Regions from separate parts of the Homo sapiens genome. Here region 1 is linked to region 2. A link is a loop called in an ENCODE intact Hi-C map of the cell type or tissue named here. Cell type or tissue: gastrocnemius medialis. All regions are shown on one strand. Each heading gives the region's core, and the rest is flanking DNA. Links, peaks and the distances in the headings are about the cores only. Region 1 has its middle 600 kb from the start of KIF4B. Region 2 has its middle 500 kb from the start of SGCD.

Region 1 (8,931 bases), core at 689-8,688, 210 kb after region 2:
CCAGCTGTGTGAGCAAGCTCGAGTCTCCCAACTTTTCTGAAATCCTTTTCTTATCTAGCAAATGGGGACAATAATTCTTGTCCTACTATTTTATGGGATGATAATGAGGAGCTATTAGAGGAACAAGCGCAAAAGGGCTTTGTAAAATTTTAAAACATTACACACTGAGTGGTGGCTGTCCTCATTGGCACAGGACTCGCTTATCCCCAGTAGCAGGAAATCTCTCTGATGACCGGTCAGAGGAAAGATGACAGGAGGGCAGAGAGGAAAAAACACATCTACAGGGACCAATGAAGCCACAGCAAAGAGAGGTGCGTTTGATGACAGAAGGAAGGATGGAGGGAAAGGAGCCAGGGAGAGCTGAAACAGCAGCAAGGAGAATTGCAGGTCAGATTCTGCGGGGCTGGAGACCAAGGGGAGGCCGGTGCTGCCACAACAGAGGAAAGAGTGAACCCAATAGATAAGGGAAACAAAAGCAGAGGGCAGAGCCTGGGCTCAGACTAGGACAAAAGAACTCCTGGGAACACAGGCTCGTGAACACAGACTCTGCCTCCCTCCCTGCTGCCAGACTGATCTTCAGTCAACTCAGTCACCCACTTACTCTTGGGAGGAACAAAACCAATCCTGACCAGGGCCACCCCCAGGCCTGGCTTCTGCTACTCCCCCAGCCTCGTCACCTACCACTTCCCCCAGCATTGTGCACACTGCTCTTCTCTCAGCAGGGACCACGGAGACGCAACGCAGGGTCTTCCCTCAGCTGAGACTGCCCTGCTCTCCCCCGTTTGCCTAAACCTCTACTGGTGCATCAGATCTTAGGTCAGCTGTTGCTTTTTTAGGAAAGCCTGTCTTGGCCTTCTAAACCAAATCAGATTCCCCCATGATGCCCTTTCACAGTACCTGACACTGTTCCTCTGCCAACATATCATTGTTGTATTTACATTGTTTCTTGGGATGACTCAGTCAGGGTCTGTCTCTCCCACCAAACTGCAGCCTCCATGGGGACAGACAGCATGTCAGCTTTTGCTCTCTGTTGCAATCCACGCATCTATTACAGACGCAAAACAGGTGATGAATAAAGGCATAAATCAGTCTTGTGAGAAAGACTTTATTTGAAACCTTAAGAAATAAAGAATGAATGATATGTGTACGTATGAGACTAGTCTACAAGGCATAATCTATGATGTGGACATTTTTATTATCCCCATTTTACAGATGAGAACACTGAGGTTCAGAGAGGTAAAGTCACTTGCCTAACAGCACACTGCTCATAAGTGGCACAACCAGGAGGTGACCTGTGTCCTCCTGACTCCAAGGCCTGACCTCTTAATCAGCCCTTTTCCTCTAATTTTAAAAGAAAGGTTGATCCCTAAAACCCTGTCCAGCTCTGCCTTTCCCTGATCCTATAATCTCAAGAAAATTAGCTGGCGATCCCCCAACAAGATAGCCCCCACTTGCAGTCTGCATTAACCTTTCAGATCTCAGAGGCACCTGCCAACATGCCCCTCCAGGAACGACACACTCTTCCACTCCTGAGCTGAGAACTGAGAAGAATTACAATCCAATTGACTCCGCAGGCTAAAAGAAGCACATGTTTAGCTTGCATCAGCAGTGCTGACTCTAAATTAATATTTTGACATCAATCTTCATCCACCATGTGGCAGCTCAGAGCTGTGTCCTCCCTGGGTAAGCCTGGGGCAGCCGGCTCCAGGGAGCGGGCAGGGTCAGAGGAGCCCCGACCCCCTGAAGTCTAATAAAATTGCTTTGCCACATAGGAAACTGCTGCTCAAAGAGAGCCTCTCCTTTCAAGTACACAGGCTGTCCCCATCCCTGATTCCTGAGTCTTCAGGGGAGGTGGTGTAAATGGAAAATTTCCCCCACAGTCAGAATTGGTTGGAGAGTGGTCAGTCATTCGGACATTTGTTAATAATTTATGGAGGTCTACCAGCCACCCAACATATATATCAGATTTGCATCTTTTTACATGTTTATTTTTACTTTTTTTTTCTTTTTCTTTTTTCTGTCGGGGGGTGGGTGGTGGCGGTGAGGAGAATGTCTCACTTTGTTGCCTAGGCTGGAATTCAGTGGCATGATCACAGTTCACTGCAGCCTCAACCTCCTGGGCTCAAGCAATCCTCCCACCTCAGCCTCCCAAGCAACTGGGACCACAGGTGTGCACCACTGCACCTGGCTAATTTCTAAATTTTTTGTAGAGACAGGGTCTCCCTATGTTGCCCAGGCTGGTCTTGAACTCCTGGGTTCAAGTGATTCTCCTACCTTGGCCTCCCATAGTGTTGGGATTACAGGTGTGAGCCACTATGCCTGGCCCAATTTGCATATTGTCATGGCCACAGGAAGATCTAGTTTTAGTCTAGTGTCTGTGGAATGGGATGGGAAATCTAGGTAACAAAATCTATTAAGTGTCTCCCATGTACCAGTCATCCCTGTCTCAATGGATTCTCACAATAATCCATCTGGGTAAATATTATTATCCTCATTTTATTGACAATAAAACAGTCTAAGAGAGGTTAAGCTACTCAAAGCCATGCAGGTAGAACAGGCAGGATTAGATTTAAATCCAGGTTTGTCTGGTGCCAGGTCTACCTAATGTCTAATGTCTATGGGTTTAATAACCAACAGTTGGAACAAAGAGTCTAACACAAATTTTACAAAGAAATAAAAATTCAGTTATATCTAGACATACATTTAGTGAATCACATTTGTGAAAAGGATACTATTAGACCAGTGCCATTCAGAGAATGATTCACAGATTGATGCCAGTCCATGACCTGCTGGTTACCAACCTACTGTGGTAAGTTTAAAACTAGGAGAAACCATTGAGAGACTTGGATAACAAGTTGACGTGGGCATAACATCCAAGAATGTGATCATATAATTCATTGTTAATGTATTTTGTAGAACTACTGATCCATAATAGATAGGAAATACAATTTCTAAGTGTTCCTTCTCTACAAACAGCTTCTGCACAGCACCGAACTAGATGAAATTGGGTCTGTGGGTGTGGTATCATTTGAGGTATACTACAGTGAGTACTTTATCAAGTTCAAGGGTGAAGCCTCTTACAGACTCACCATTGTCAATCATATTCCAGCTTTTCCATGCTGTGTGACCTTGGGGAAACTTCTCAAGTTCTCTCTGTAGAGAGAGATAATAATGGTGCTAAACTCCTAGGATTACTGTGTGAATCAAAAGAAAGTATCTACGTGAAGTACTTAGTACAATATCAGGCACAAAGCAGTCACTCAATAAATGCTAACTGCTGCATTTATTGAGTGTTTACATTAAGCCAAGATAAGTTGCTGATTATTATTATTATCACTTGTCTTTTATTGACATCTGTTTTGTCATTAGAATGTATTCCTTTGGGTTATACTAGTAGCCTTATTTTGAAAACAAAATATCCCCTCCCATCCCCTGCCCCAAAAGAAAGGTATTTAATCATATCAACTCATTTACCACTAAGGCAGTGATAAGTGGGGAAAGAGAAGATAAAGAAAATGAGAAAGACCCTAAGGGCTCATGGGGATAGGGCAATGCTGGGGATAGCCTGTGAAAAATAATCTTGGTAAGGGAGGATCTTGAAATATGAAATTCTGGAGACATGAAAGCCAGGGATGAGGCTAGGTGGCATTTTGGGAGCATTCTCTTGAAGAAGGCAGAGGAGAACAGACATTCAAATGAGTAGCACAGAGCATAGTTAAGAACCAGAAACCTGGAGCCAGACTGCCTGGCTTTAAATCTTGTCTTTTCCATTTAGTAGCTGTGTGACCTTGGACAAGTTACATTTCCCTGCTGTGCCCCAATTTTTCCACCTGTAAAATGAAATAAAAATAGTACTAACCTCATAGGGTGTGAGAAGTCAATGGAAGTATGTGCGTATATATACACACTTGTTCTTACACTGTGTCACAAATTAACAGCAGGAAGTTTGGAGAGAGCCGTCTATGGTTAGAATGTTCTGTTACCACTACTACTAATGACATTAATTATAGCAAATACTCTATAGCTCTCACTAGGTGTCAGGCACATATACATATACATATTTACACACCTACGTACATACACACCACACACACACACATATACATATGAACCACAACATTATCACCCTAAAAATGCATTGCAGATCATGCCAAAAATATTCAGGGCTCCCTGACGACTTGCAGGACAAAGCCTAAACTCTAGATGAATACTATGATCCAACTCTGATTAAATTTGAGGCCACTGGAGGCAAGTGATTTATCTACATTTTAAACGGGAATCAAAGATAATTTTTAATCAAAGTCTGGTTTTATTTTAATCGGAAGCTATTTTTAAAAGACTAAAAGGCTAAAACTCCAATGCAGGAATTTCAGGAATCTTATGAAGGGAAAGGAAGATATTTTGGAATGGTGAGGAAAGAGGGGACTTACTGTTGCCTCTCAAACCATACTAGTATCTTCTGCCTGCTTGTAAGGTGGGCTCCAACCAGAAGATTGTGGTGGTGTCCTTAACCCCAATTTGTCAATACAATCACACCCCCAACCCAGTCACTTGGTGACCCCTGCTGGCAACCCCTGGGTAATACACAAGTGGTGCAGGTGGTTCATGAGCCCTCCTGGGAGAGTATTTTTGACCCAGTAATATGCCTTTGGGTACCCATTGCCCAGATCTTGCTTGCTTTTTCTATGATTTTCCAGTAAAAAAGAAGCACGGCCCCATGGAGAAATGGCTGATCCCATGATTCCAGGGAAAACACATGATGAGCCTGGAGCACCTTGCAGTGTCTTAAAGATATGCTAAAAACAAAAACTGCCTGCACCCTGCACCCCCATGTTTATTATATCACTTTTCACAGTGGCCAGGATATGGAGTTGGCCTAGATGTCCATGGACGGATGAACGGTTGAAGATTGTCTTGTATATGCACAGTGGAATACTGTTTAGCCATAAGAAAGGAGCCCTGTTGTTTGCAGGAGCATGATGGAACTGGATGGAGGTCAATATGTTGAGTGAGATGGGCTGGGCAAAGAAAGACAAATATCACATGGTCTCACTCATATGTGGGAGATAACAAATTGATTTCATGGAAGTAGGGACTGAAGTAGTGGCTGCCAGAGTCTAGGAAGTGGAGGGGGGTGGTGAAGAGAGGTTGGCTAATGGACACAAGCAACCAGTTAGAAAGCAGTAGTAAGTTCTAGTGTTGAATAGCACAGTAGGGTGACTACTACAGTTAATAATGAATTAAAGTTTATTTCCAAATAGCTGGAAGAAAAGATTTGAAATGTTTCCAACACAAATACATGATAAATGTTTGAGGTGATGGGTAAGCTAAATACTCAGATTTGATCATTATATCTTATATGTATCAAAAATAGCATATGTGTCCCATGAATATATACAATTATTATGTATCAATTAAAAGGGGGGAAATAGCATAAAATAAAATGAGAAGAAAAAATTTCAGAAATCATAGAACATTATCTCTGGCCCCACCACCAGTACCCTATGTGCAACTTTTGGTAGTATGAAACTTTTTTGTTTTTGAGAAATCTTCAAAGAATTAGATTCCAGAAGCTTCCCTCAGTAGTTCTTTCTAGCATTAAAGCTCAGGCTGTGTCTAAACCTAGCTGAATTCAATTGAAAACTCATATTTATTTAGGAAACAAACCCCCATACATAGCATGGGTGCCAGTATTTCATGTAAAAAATGTTCATCCATAAACATAAAGTACTTCTACTTTTAAAACAAAAGAAAAAGAATGGAGACATGTCAAAGAGATTCAGAATCCAACCTGATAGAGCTCCTAATGTCCAAAGCTGGAAGAATTTGAACCCAAAATAAGTAACATGGTGTTGGATTATAACACAAGTATAAAATAAATATAATGATTCATGCTGATATAAATAAAAGATTGAGTTAATGAACAAGAAGTAAATAAGAAGGGGAAAAACTTCCTTATAGAAAAATTTCAAATAATATAGGTATATATTATTATTAAGCTCTAGGAAGTAAAGCTTAATCTCTCACCTTCTTTGACTATAGGCTGAACTTGGTGACTTGTATTCAAAGAAAAGAGTATGGAAAGGGGAAAAAATAGTAACTTTGCTGTGGAGAAATCTGGTAAATACCACCATAACAAAATGATCGAGGTTAACATCACCAGCAAAGAGTTATGTTAATATTTTGTACCCCCTGATGTGATATGATGAGAAGGGCACTTCATCTCTGTGGCATTCTTCCCCAGAATCATTACCCTAGTCTAATCGTGAGGAAAGCATCAGACAAACACATACTGAGGGCCACGTTACAAAAATGTAAAACTGACCAGTATTCCTCAAAATGGCCAAGGTCAAGTAAAACAAGGAAAGATTGAGAAACCATTATAGACCAGAGGAGGCTGGGGAGAGACATTACTACTAAATGCAATGTGGCATCCTTGGTTCTCTCCTGGGCCAGAAAAAGAACAGTAGTGGAGAAATCTGGTAAAATCTGAATAAAGGCCTGAGTTTAGTTAAAGGTATATAATGATGTTGACAAATTTACCATGGCAAGGTGAGATTCTAACACTAGGGGTAACTGGGTGAGGCATATACAGAAACTCCTTCTGTTATATTTGCAAATTTTCTGTAAACCTAAAATTATTCCAAAATTTAAAATATATATATATATATATATATATTGTGTAATAGCTATTGAGGAGGCTCAGAGCAAGAGAATTCAGTCTCCTGGGTGCTGGGAGATTTCTGAATAGACTACCAGGTAACTCATCAGGACCTTGTCTCTGTCTGGAGAGTGAGGGCCTGGGTGGGGAACCAGCAATGTTACAACAGGCTGGCCATGAATCCATGAAAGCACCTACCCAGCCAGTCAGCTCATGAGAGGAAGCAGAAGCTTCATATGCTCTCTGGTGGGCTGACCCACAGTCCTTCCACAAGAAAAAGAAAAAGCTTATCAATGTGTACTTGTGCTAAAAGACCATAGCAAATGGTCCTATTTTCTTCTTTATTTTATAGAATTTTTCACAATATGGAATCTCAACGTGTTTCCCAATAGCCTAGTATTCAAGGGGGGAAAGAAAGAAGGGAAAGGGGGAGTGCCAGGAGAATCATATTATAATTTAATGAGACATGACTTTCCAAGATGGCACAATGGCAATACTATTTTTGCCATTGACCCCTCTTCACTGGTCAAACAAAAACATTGTCCATTAGAAATCAGACATATAAATAGATATCTTATTTGACCTATTGTTAGCATTTGACACAGTTGATAACTCATTCCTCCTTAATACATTTTCTTCATTGGCCTTCAGGACAATATGGTGTCTTGGTTTTTCTTCTATTTCACTGGTCAGTCCCCAGTCTCATTTGCTGTTCCTTTCTCCTCTCACCAACATTTAAACTAGGGCTTAAACCTGTTTCTCTTATCTTTCTACAGTCACTTCCTTGGTGATATCCAGTCTCATTGGCATCTAGATGCTAAAATGTTCCCGAATTTGTTTCTTCATCCCAGATGTCTCTCCTGAACTCCAGACTCACATTCCAAATGTTTACTGGACATCTCTACTTGGATGTCTATCAGAATTCTCAAACCATACATATCCAAAATGGAACTACCAATCTTCCTCATTGCCCCAGCCCCCACCCAAATTCCTGTTCCACTCACAGCTTTCCCATCATGGCAACTCGATTTTTCCAGTTGTTTGAGCCACAAATTTTGCAGTTATCTTTGACTTTTCTCATTCTCTCACAACTCATAGGAAATCTTGTTGGTTCTTCCTTCTAAATACCTAGAATCTAACCACTTCTAACTGCCATGGCTGCCACCCTCGTCTGGTCTGAGCCACCATCACCTGTTGCCTGAATGACTGCGACAACTCCTTACTGATGTCCCTGATTTGCCCCTCCTAGAGTCAACTCTCAGCCAGCAGCTAGGATATGTTAGATTATGCCTCTTCTTTGCGCAAAACCCTGTAATGGCTCCCCATTTCACTCAGAGTAGAAGCAGAAGTGCTTACAAGACCCCATGCGATCTGCTCTTGGGATCTTGGGTGCCTCTCTGTCCTCTAGTCCCTCCCTCCCTGGCTCACTCTGCTCCATCCATGTTATCCTCCTCGATGTTCCTCAAGCTTCCCCTAGGGCTTTTATGTGGGCTATTCTCCCTGCCTATAACTCTTTTCCTGCAGATATACACACAGAGAACTTCTAGTCTTGGCTCAAATTGTAGGGTTACTAGATAAAAATAAAGGACACCCATTGAAATTTGAATTTCAGATAAATAGTGACATGGACATGCAATCTTGAACATACTATGTATACTAAAAATTGTGATTTATCTAAAATTGAAATTTAACTAGTATCCAGCACTTTTGTTTGCTAAATCTGGCAATTCTACTCAAATATCATCTTATCAATGATGCCTATCTCCATCTTCCTCTCTAAAATCCTACTTACCCTTCTCACACTCGCTTTGCCCTTTTTTTGATATACAACCTAACATGTTATACAGTTTACCTATTTATCACCTTAATCTTCTGTTTCCCTACACTGTCATGTAAAGATTCAGAGAAGGAAACATTCATTGATATAACCCAAACACCTAATACATGGCAGGCACATAGTAGGTGCTCAATAAAAACTTGTTGGACACATAAATATCTTAAGGGATTAAGAGTTATTGCGCTTCTGCATCCCAGCAAATATTGTAGTAGGTGCTTGGGATCCTCGCAATAACCTTGCAGTACATGTTATCTTTTTTCCACAGTCAAGGCTCAGGGAGGTTTGGTAATGTCTCAAGGTCACACAGCTAGTAAGTTGCAGTTCTAGGAGATAAATGCAGTTCTGCCAAACTCAGCAAGCCATTCTACTTTAGCTGTGCTGGGAAAGGATCAGGCAGATCTCGTCAAGGGGAAGTTACTTATTTATTTATTTT
Region 2 (8,931 bases), core at 566-8,565:
ACTAAAAATATAAAAATTAGCTGGGCATGGTGGCACATGCCTGTCATCCCAGCTACTTGGGAGGCTGAGGCAGGGGAATCACTTGAACCCAGTAGGCGGAGGTTACAATGAGCCAAGATCGGGCTATTGCACTCCAGCCTAGGCAACAGAGCAAGACTCTGTCTCAAAAAAATAAAATATAAAAAAAAAAATAAAAAGTAAAGAAGTGATTTGAGTCAGACCAGTAATATAATTTTCTGAAAAAGAGAGTTTTTCAACATCAGAAGTTGGGAAGAAGAAGGGTTGTTCTTCAGAGTCAGCTGGCTTCAAGGTGACCTCAAATCACTTCCTACACACATCTACCATAGATATTTTGTTGCTGTTGTTGTTGTTAGAGAAAACCAAGATATTTTCTTAACAGAATCATTGCGTTGGTTTATTTCAAAAATTTACAGGTCAAGCAGTTTATGTTCATTTCCTCATTGAATCTTGACAGCCAATAAGGTAGAAAGCAAAGTGTAATGGAAAGAATGGGTATTGAGCCAAACTGCTCTGGGTTTAAATTCTGGCTTTACCACAAATAGCTAAGTCTCACTCCTCTGATCTAAACAAGGATAATTACCTACCCTTTGTGGCATTATTGTGAGGGTGACCATCATGTACATAAAATGCCTGACAAAGAGCATAACCCCGTAGATAGGTAGCTATTACTATTATGGTTGTTTGCATCACCATAATGCATATTTTAAAATAGGCACAGAGAAATGAAACAACCCTTGTAAGGTCACTAAGTCAATAAGTAGTGAAACTAGATGTGGCAGAAGATGCTAAGTAAGTGTGTATTACTCATCACCCCATCTCTCTTTCTTAGTAACAGAAATTCTTAATAAGAATTATTCAGGCTGGGCATAGTGGCTCACTCTTGTAATCTCAGCACTTTGGGAGGCCGAGGCAGGTGGATCACCTGAGGTTGGGAGTTCGAGACCAGCCTGACCAACATGGAGAAACCCCGTTTCTACTAAAAATACAAAAAAAAAAAAAAAAATTAGCCAGGTGTGGTGGTGCATGCCTGTAATCCCAGCTACTTGGGAGGCTGAGGCAGGAGAATTGCTTGAACCTGGGAGATGGAGGTTGTGGTAAGCCAAGATCACACCATTGCACTCCAGCCTGGGCAACAAGAGTGAAACTCCATCTCAAAAAAAAAAAAAAAAAAAAAAAGAATTATTTAGAGAAGAGGCTATGTGCCCGGCTGAAAGATTATCTCATATTACCCAATCTCTCCTTTACTTAACAGAAAGCTTGTGAAATACAAACAGATTTTAAATGAAACAGTCTTCTTAAGAGAAAAACAAACAGAAAACAAACAGAAAAGCGTGCTTTTCTGTCCCTCTTTACTCCTTGGGTGACTGGCTGCAATGTATATGTTATGTCATAGCTGAAGGAGCTGCAGCAGCCACACTGGAACATGAGGCTACTCTGAGATGAGAGTCATACACTAAGGATAGTGGACACCATACAAGAAACCTGGGTCACTGATGACCTTTCACATGAAATGAGTTCAGAAGTGGATGCACCAGGGCTGCCATACATCCCTGATGTCCCCACTCCTGAACTCATTTTACATGAAACAGTAAACTCTTGTGGTTTAAATACTGTTATTTCTGGCTTTTGTTACTAGCACCTAAATATAATTCCTAACTGATCCGTTAGGTATTTCTGGCTCTAAAGCTGTGGAAGGCATGTAGGGTGACCCATTAGTCTCATGTCCCCAGAAGATCCCTCAGTCCAAGGCAAACTGGGATGGCTGGTCAACTAAAAAGCAGGCTTTCTCTCAGAAGAGTGTTATCAAACATAGCTTTAAATTTCTTCTTACATAGGGAACACTTCTCACTGAACAGAAATTCAAATGTTTTGGTTGAATCCAATTCAACAGATATTTCCTGAGCACGTATAGAGCAGTATCATGGAAACCAGCACAAGGCCCAGTTCCTGACCTGAAGATCCTGCAGACTGGTTGTAGCCCTTTCATGGAAACTAGCATTCTAAGATGTATTACTCATTCATTCAGCAAAGATTCTTGAGTGCCTTCTGAACACCAGGAATGGTAACAGCAAGAAATGAACATCATCCTTGCTGTCATGGAAACTGCACTACAGTTGAGGGAGAGACAGCTAAACGAGTGAATAATTGAGTAACATAACTTCATTTAGGGTTCTTCAAATAAAGTTCCTTACACTGGAAAGAAAGGGAAGATCTACCTGAAGAAGTGATATTTGGACTGAGACTTTTACGACAAGAAGGCTCTAGTCATTCAGACAGAGGGAACACCAAATGCAAATATGTAAGCCAGAAGAAAGTCTGGCTGACATCAGAAAGATGGCCAGGGAGAGTGGATGATATGGAGCCACAGTGGGAAGAGTGAGAGATGCAGTCATAGACAGAAGGGTCAGACTCCATCAGGTCTTGTAGACCATCACAGTAAATTTGAATTTATTGTAAGTATAGTAAGTAAAATTAGAAACTACAGGAAGATTCAAAAGCAGGGAAGTAAGATCATCTCATTTATGTTTTTAAAAGATAACTCTGGCTACTGAGTAGAAAATAGATTATGAGCCTGAAAGAGTGGCAACAGGGAGACCAGTTGGGAGCCCAATGCTGTAATCAACATGAGAAACACATGTGACAGACATAGGATAGCAGCCCTGAGTTTGGAAAGCAATAGGCAGATTTGGGTTATTTTAGAGCTAGACTTGCTTAACTTACTAATGGTTTGCACTTTACACCAGCAATAGGATTCACCTTTTCAGTGGAACTTCCTTTTGTGTTATTTAAAGTCAACTAGGCCGAGTATGGTGGCTCACGCCTGTGATCCCAGCACTTTGGGAGACCAAGGCGGGTGGATCACTTGATGTCAGGAGTTCGAGACCAGCCTGGCCAACATGGTGAAACCCCCATCTCTACTAAAAATACAAAAATTAGTTGGGTGTGGTGGCAGGTGCCTGTAATCCCAGCTACTTGAGAGGCTGAGGCACAAGAATTGCTTGAATCCAGAAGGTGGAGGTTGCAGTGAGCCGAGATTGTGCCACTTCACTCCAGCTTGGGTGACAGAGTGAGACCCTGTCTCAAAAAACAACAACAACAACAACAACAAAAAAAAAAAAACAAATAATAAAGTCAAACATCTAAGATATATCAATTGCTTGCACTCCTCGATCCAGGACTAATCATAAAATTAGCAGTGTACAAAATAATCCCCACAGTATGAAAAGGCAAAATTCTCACACCTCTCTGACATACTTCTAGCAACTTTATCATTCACCTACATTTTTGTAGCATTTCACCTTAAAATCCTTGAACCATATGGAGACGAAGTACAAGGAGCACACAGTCTAATCCAAAGATTCCCCTAAACCAAGCATTTGTTTCACAATCAAAATGATAATTCTGAATAATTAGAAAACCTCACCAGGATGATATAACGCAGAGGGCCATTTACCCACTGAACATATGTTCTAGTCTTTCCTCTATTTTTATGTCTAGAACACCTAGTTCACAGCAGCAAAGGAGTGAAATCATTGTTCGGGACCCTCTCCCCTTGCTATTTAGCTGCTAATGAAGTTTGTATGTTCTCTAAGTCTAGAGGAAGTCCGCTTTTCTTTTTTTCCTCCTTATTACCTTCATTCTCCTCATTGTCACTTCTTTTTCGCAAAAGTATGTTAATCACCATGAATGGCTGGCAAACGCAATCATGGATTACAGGAGATCTTGGTGCCACTAGAATCAAACTCTAACATCAGCTTTCTTTGATGAAAACATTGATCTGATTTTAAAAAATGATAGTTTGGCACTATGTGTGGTACATTATCAACGATAAATGAAGGAAGAGACTGCCTTTGCGTTAACTACCATGGACCCAGAGCTGGGATAGCTCCATCTCTATATGTGATCTGATATATATATTTTTTAATTTATATAGCAAGTAGAGAGAAGTCATTGTCCTCTAATTTTTACTGATATAAAATCTGATATTCCATGAAATTAGGCAGTTGCTCACAAAATGACCTATAGTAAGTGGTAGCGATACAATCAAATCAAGATTCTAACAACAACGAAGCCTGTGTATGTTTACAACCTCCACTCAGTGTAACAGCTACAGTAATGCATCTGGGGTGTGAAGACATGGGTTCAAGTCTTAACCACTCGCCAATCAGGCACCCTGGATGAAATAACCAATTTCCCAGAGCCTCAGCTGCATCATCCTTGTGGGGCTTGGAGGAAGAAATGCATGTGAAGGTACTCCATAAACTATAAATTTTATGATAAATCATTATCAATATTAAGAAATAAAATTTGAACAAGTTATGGTGCATATAAAATAAAATGAATTTATTTTCCCAATTATTTAATAATATAAAGACTAATAAAGGGAGATTTGACAATGAATACATCCACCAATATCTGCCAACTTTTATCTGTTACAATAATGACAATAATAATAGTATCTCACATTTATTGAGTGCTTAACCCTTGCAAGATTCTGTTTTGTTAATATTCTACACAAAGCCCTAGGAGGTAGATGTTATTACAGTCCCCATTTTACAAATGAGGCAACTTATCAAGTGAAATGTTAGGATGTGAATCCAAACAGCCTTGCTCCCCAGTCCACATTCCATTACTATGCAGGACTAAAGTCCATACTGAAAATCAATCCTCACATAATTCATTATTCTTTTTACAGAACCATATCGTTTCTTCAAGATGGGATGCCTATCTGGTGAATGTTAAAATACTTCCAGGCAATGTTAGTGGAATGGAAATATTCAAGATTAATATTTGAGGGCATTTCTCTGGCTTTCTATAGCAGCTTAAGCCTTGTTAATCTGACTTTTTATCAGGTCCTGGTGACTCAAGACAGGCTAATGATTTCCTTCCCCCTATGAGTTTCTCTCTTTTGGTCTGTTCCAGCTGTCCTCATGCGGTAATCTGGGATTAGAACAAGAACATCAAATATGAATTTGCAGCTGAACAGTTCTGAAATCCCTGGAGGAAAGCATTAGGTACAAGCAAACTAGAAATAATAACTCTGTAAAGAAGAAAGAGCCAGGCAATGCTTTGTCTAACAAATTGAAACCAAAGTTTATAGCTACTGCTTACTATTTAAACTTGTAGCAAGAGAGTGAATGTGCAGCTAGTCACCAGAAGCTGTTCTGCCTCTCTTGGGGACACCTTACAGTTTTGTCCAGAACCCTATGCTAATGCACATTGTGTTCCCGCGGAGCCACATCATGCACCATTCAGCTCATGGGCGGATTCCCAACTTTGCAGAAGACAAATAACCATGATGGTTAATTTTACGTGTCCATTTGTCTGGGTCATGGGGTGCCCAGATTAAATGTTACTTCTGGGGGTGTGTTTACTTAAGGGTGTTTTCCTATGAAATGAGCATTTGAATCAGTAGAGTCAGTATAGTTGATTTTCCTCCCAAATGTGGGCGGCCATTATCCAATCCACTCAGAGTCTGAATAGAACTAAAGGTAGAGGAAAAAGAAATCCACCACCCCCCGACCTTTTTTTTTTTTTTTTTTTCTGCTTCACTGTTTGACCTGGGACAGCTCATCTTGTCCTGCTGTAGGACTGAATTACACCATAACTTTTCTGGGTCTCCAGCTTGGAGAAGGCAGAATGTGGAATATCTCAGCTTCTGTCATCACAAGAACATATTCCTCATAATAAATCTCCTTTTAGATAGCTAGCTAGGTAGCTAGATAGCTAGCCAGATAGATAGATAGATAGATAGATAGATAGATAGATAGATAGATAGATAGATATAGAGATATAGAGATATAGAAATAGAGATGTGTATATATGGAGAGAGAGAGAGATACAGACAGAGACAAGGATATGTAAATATCCTGTATTGGTTCTTTGTCTCTGAAGAACTCTGCCTAATCCAATGGCCATGGGTTTGGGAGTGACAACTGCTCAGAGTTATTTAGCAGGACCTCAGTGAGGAAAACAAAAAATGAGAGGCAAGCACTATTCTATAACTTTTCAAAGCACACTATGCCTGTGGATATGATGAAACAAGGTTAATACTTGGATTAACTAATATTTAGTAAACATTTGCTATATGTGAATCCCTGGGCTCGATGCTTTTCCTTATATTATGCAATGCTCAAGAAAACAAAACTATCAATGTGTATTCAACTTATGACACTATTAAAATATAATGGAGACAACTCTGCAGTTAAGAAGAAACACTTCAGAATTCTCTGCACATTTCCCATACAACACAAGGGATTATCTGGACAACTGCCTATAGATTTTTTCCTTTGTTCCATCATTTAATCTAGTTCAGTATTTCTCAAACCTCAGTGTGCAAAATAATTATTGTTCAAGGTTATAGACACCAAATCATATTTACTGTGCTTCACGTCAATTTCAGGACATTTCAAAGGTATTTTCAGGGCCTCTGTGAACAGGTGAGCAGCCTGCATCCAGCAGGAATAAACCAGGAGAGGGCAGTAGGGGCTGAAACCCAGCCTGTACCCTACCGTGCAGCTGATTCAGCTGGGGGCAAGAGGTACCTTTCTATAATTCATTCTTAAAGAGAGGGGCCACCTTTTTAAAACTCACGAAAAGGTGCCTATAATGGCTGTGCACCTAATTATTTTGATAATATGTGTTTCATGTCTTAGGAGCTGACTCTAGAATTTAAATAGTTCTAAATCCACTGTTCCTGTTTATTTATATGCCTCTCTCCTCACTGGATTGTGAATGTCATATGCTCAGTGTACCTACTTAATCATTTCTGTATCCCCAGCATCTTGCTCAGTTCCTGTAAAATAAAAGATTCTCATTAGTGTATGATGAAGTTTAAGTAAAATTTAGAAAATAAGTTAAATTTAGCCAACATCCAATGACAAAGCTAACATGTATTATATGTCAGGCATGTAGTAACCATCATATAGTCTTCACAAAAATCCTCTAAGATAGGCATTATCGTTATTATTTTTATCTCCACTTTCAGCAAAGGACATCTATTTAGTTCACATATTTTATAAATATTAGTATAATTAATAGCATTAAAACCATAATATAATCTTGACTTTTCTCTGAAAGATTAAATAGTATTGCTCCTTGTCATTACATATTTTTCTGAATTATTTTTTATAATCTGCAAAATAAATATCTCATAACAACATTGCACTCTATTAAAGCACTCTCCTATGGATGGACGTGTAGGTTCTAACAGTCGCTGTTAAAAATAACTCTTCAGGCCAGGCACAGTAGCTCACACCTGTAATCCCAGCACTTTGGGAGGCCAAGGCAAGTGGATCACGAGGTCAGGAGATCAAGACCATCCTGGCTAACACGGTGAAACCCCATCTCTACTAAAAGTACAAAAAATTAGCCGGGCGTGGTGGTGGGCACCTGTAGTCCCAGCTACTTGAGAGGCTGAGGCAAGAGAATGGGGTGAACCTGGTAGGCAGAGTTTGCAGTGAGCGGAGATTGGGCCACTGCACTCCAGCCTGGGCAACAGAGAAAGAGACTCCGTCTCAAGAAGGAAAAAAAAAAACTCTTCAATGACTGTTCTTGTACATAAGTCTTTACCTTAATCCCTGACTATTTACTTAGAATAGAATCCTAGATGTGAAATAACTGGGTCAAAGAGAATAAGCCTCTGAAGACTTGGGATACACAATTGTTTTCTTAAAATTTACCTTTTAATTTCAGTTTAGGTTTCAAGTATATGCTGGGTAATTAGAGTTGTTCTATTGCTTTTTCTGGCTCTTGCTTTAGAATGGTGCTTCTATGACTATCACTAACACTACCAATAAAAGTTAAGATTTATTGAGTACTCTCTGTGGGGCTGGACTTGGCAATTCACATGTACTACCCCATCGAAGCCCCAAAACAAGCTTACAGGGTCAGTGTGGATGTCAATCCCATGCTCTCTCTGTGGTCTATGAAGTACAGAGACTTAAGAATTGAAACCCTGATCTGCTTGGTGTCAAAAGCTGTGATCTTGACTGTTCAAATACTTGCTTTCAACAGAGGAATTTCTCTGGTGATGGTCACTTGGAATATAAATGTTCAGGGGATATAACCACAACTCTTGTATCTGTAGGGCAGTTAATAAGTCACAAAGCGCAGTCACATACAGTATTTTATTTATTATTATTTTTGTCTTGAGACAACATTTCACTCTGTCACTCAGGCTGAAGTGCAGAGCCACAATCACAGCTCACTGCCGCCTTGACCTCCTGGGCTCAAGCTATCCTCCCACCTCAGCCTCACAAGTAGCTGGAACTACAGGCATACACCACCACACTGGGCTAGTTTTATTTATTTGTTTGTTTGTTTATTCATTTATTTATTTTTTTATTTTTAGTAGACACAGGGTTTCACCATGTTGCCCAGGCTAGTCTCGAATTCCAGAGCTCGAGCAATTTACCCCTCTTGGCCTCCCAAAGTGCTGGAATTACAGACATGAGTCACTGCACCCGGACAGTACATACAGTATTTTAATTGATCACCTGATCACCTCTATAGATTGAAGACAAGACCTTTCTTTCCAATTCTGCCTGTCTGCTGGGTTGAGAAGCCAAACTCAGAAAAAACAAAAAGTAGTTTTTCTAAGGGATTCTATAGGAAAACTATTTCTTAAAGAAAGCCAGCAAAAAATACTAAGACTTTGATGAAAGCTTGACCTTTCAAAGAGTTGAGCTGAGAAATGCATAAAGGAGTCCTAGTCCCTCAACATGACCCAAGGACTAGAAAACCCAACTGGTTTTCCCTATTCTCACAGCCACACTGCTTGGACATTCTGGTCTTGCAATATACTAAGAGCTCCAAATAACAATCTCATCTATCCACCTCCGAATTCCTCTAACTGAAATCAATGCATGCCAAAGTAGTATAACTATAATTCTACATTTTAAAACACAG

Evidence for each region. Hi-C counts contacts between places; a loop is a spot of excess contacts. Peaks named below come from ENCODE experiments on the same cell type or tissue, not always from the same donor. Only the 100,000 strongest peaks of a DNase experiment are listed, where the experiment ranks them.
Region 1: a loop joins it to region 2, with 2.8 times the contacts of the local background. A loop is called at or near these places in 5 of 110 quality-filtered maps.

What each region holds. Positions count from the first base shown.
Region 1 is chr5:155,612,616-155,621,546 of GRCh38, reverse strand. No RefSeq gene overlaps it. Among named protein-coding and RNA genes, the nearest start is that of KIF4B, 600 kb to the right of the region's middle. In gastrocnemius medialis, for the core only: a CTCF peak has its summit at 4,575 (motif pointing left); no DNase peak of the experiment used is centred there.
Region 2 is chr5:155,819,939-155,828,869 of GRCh38, reverse strand. It overlaps a transcript of SGCD not described here. Among named protein-coding and RNA genes, the nearest start is that of SGCD, 500 kb to the left of the region's middle. RefSeq lists an enhancer at 600-659. In gastrocnemius medialis, for the core only: no CTCF peak of the experiment used is centred there; no DNase peak of the experiment used is centred there; H3K27ac peaks cover 351 bases.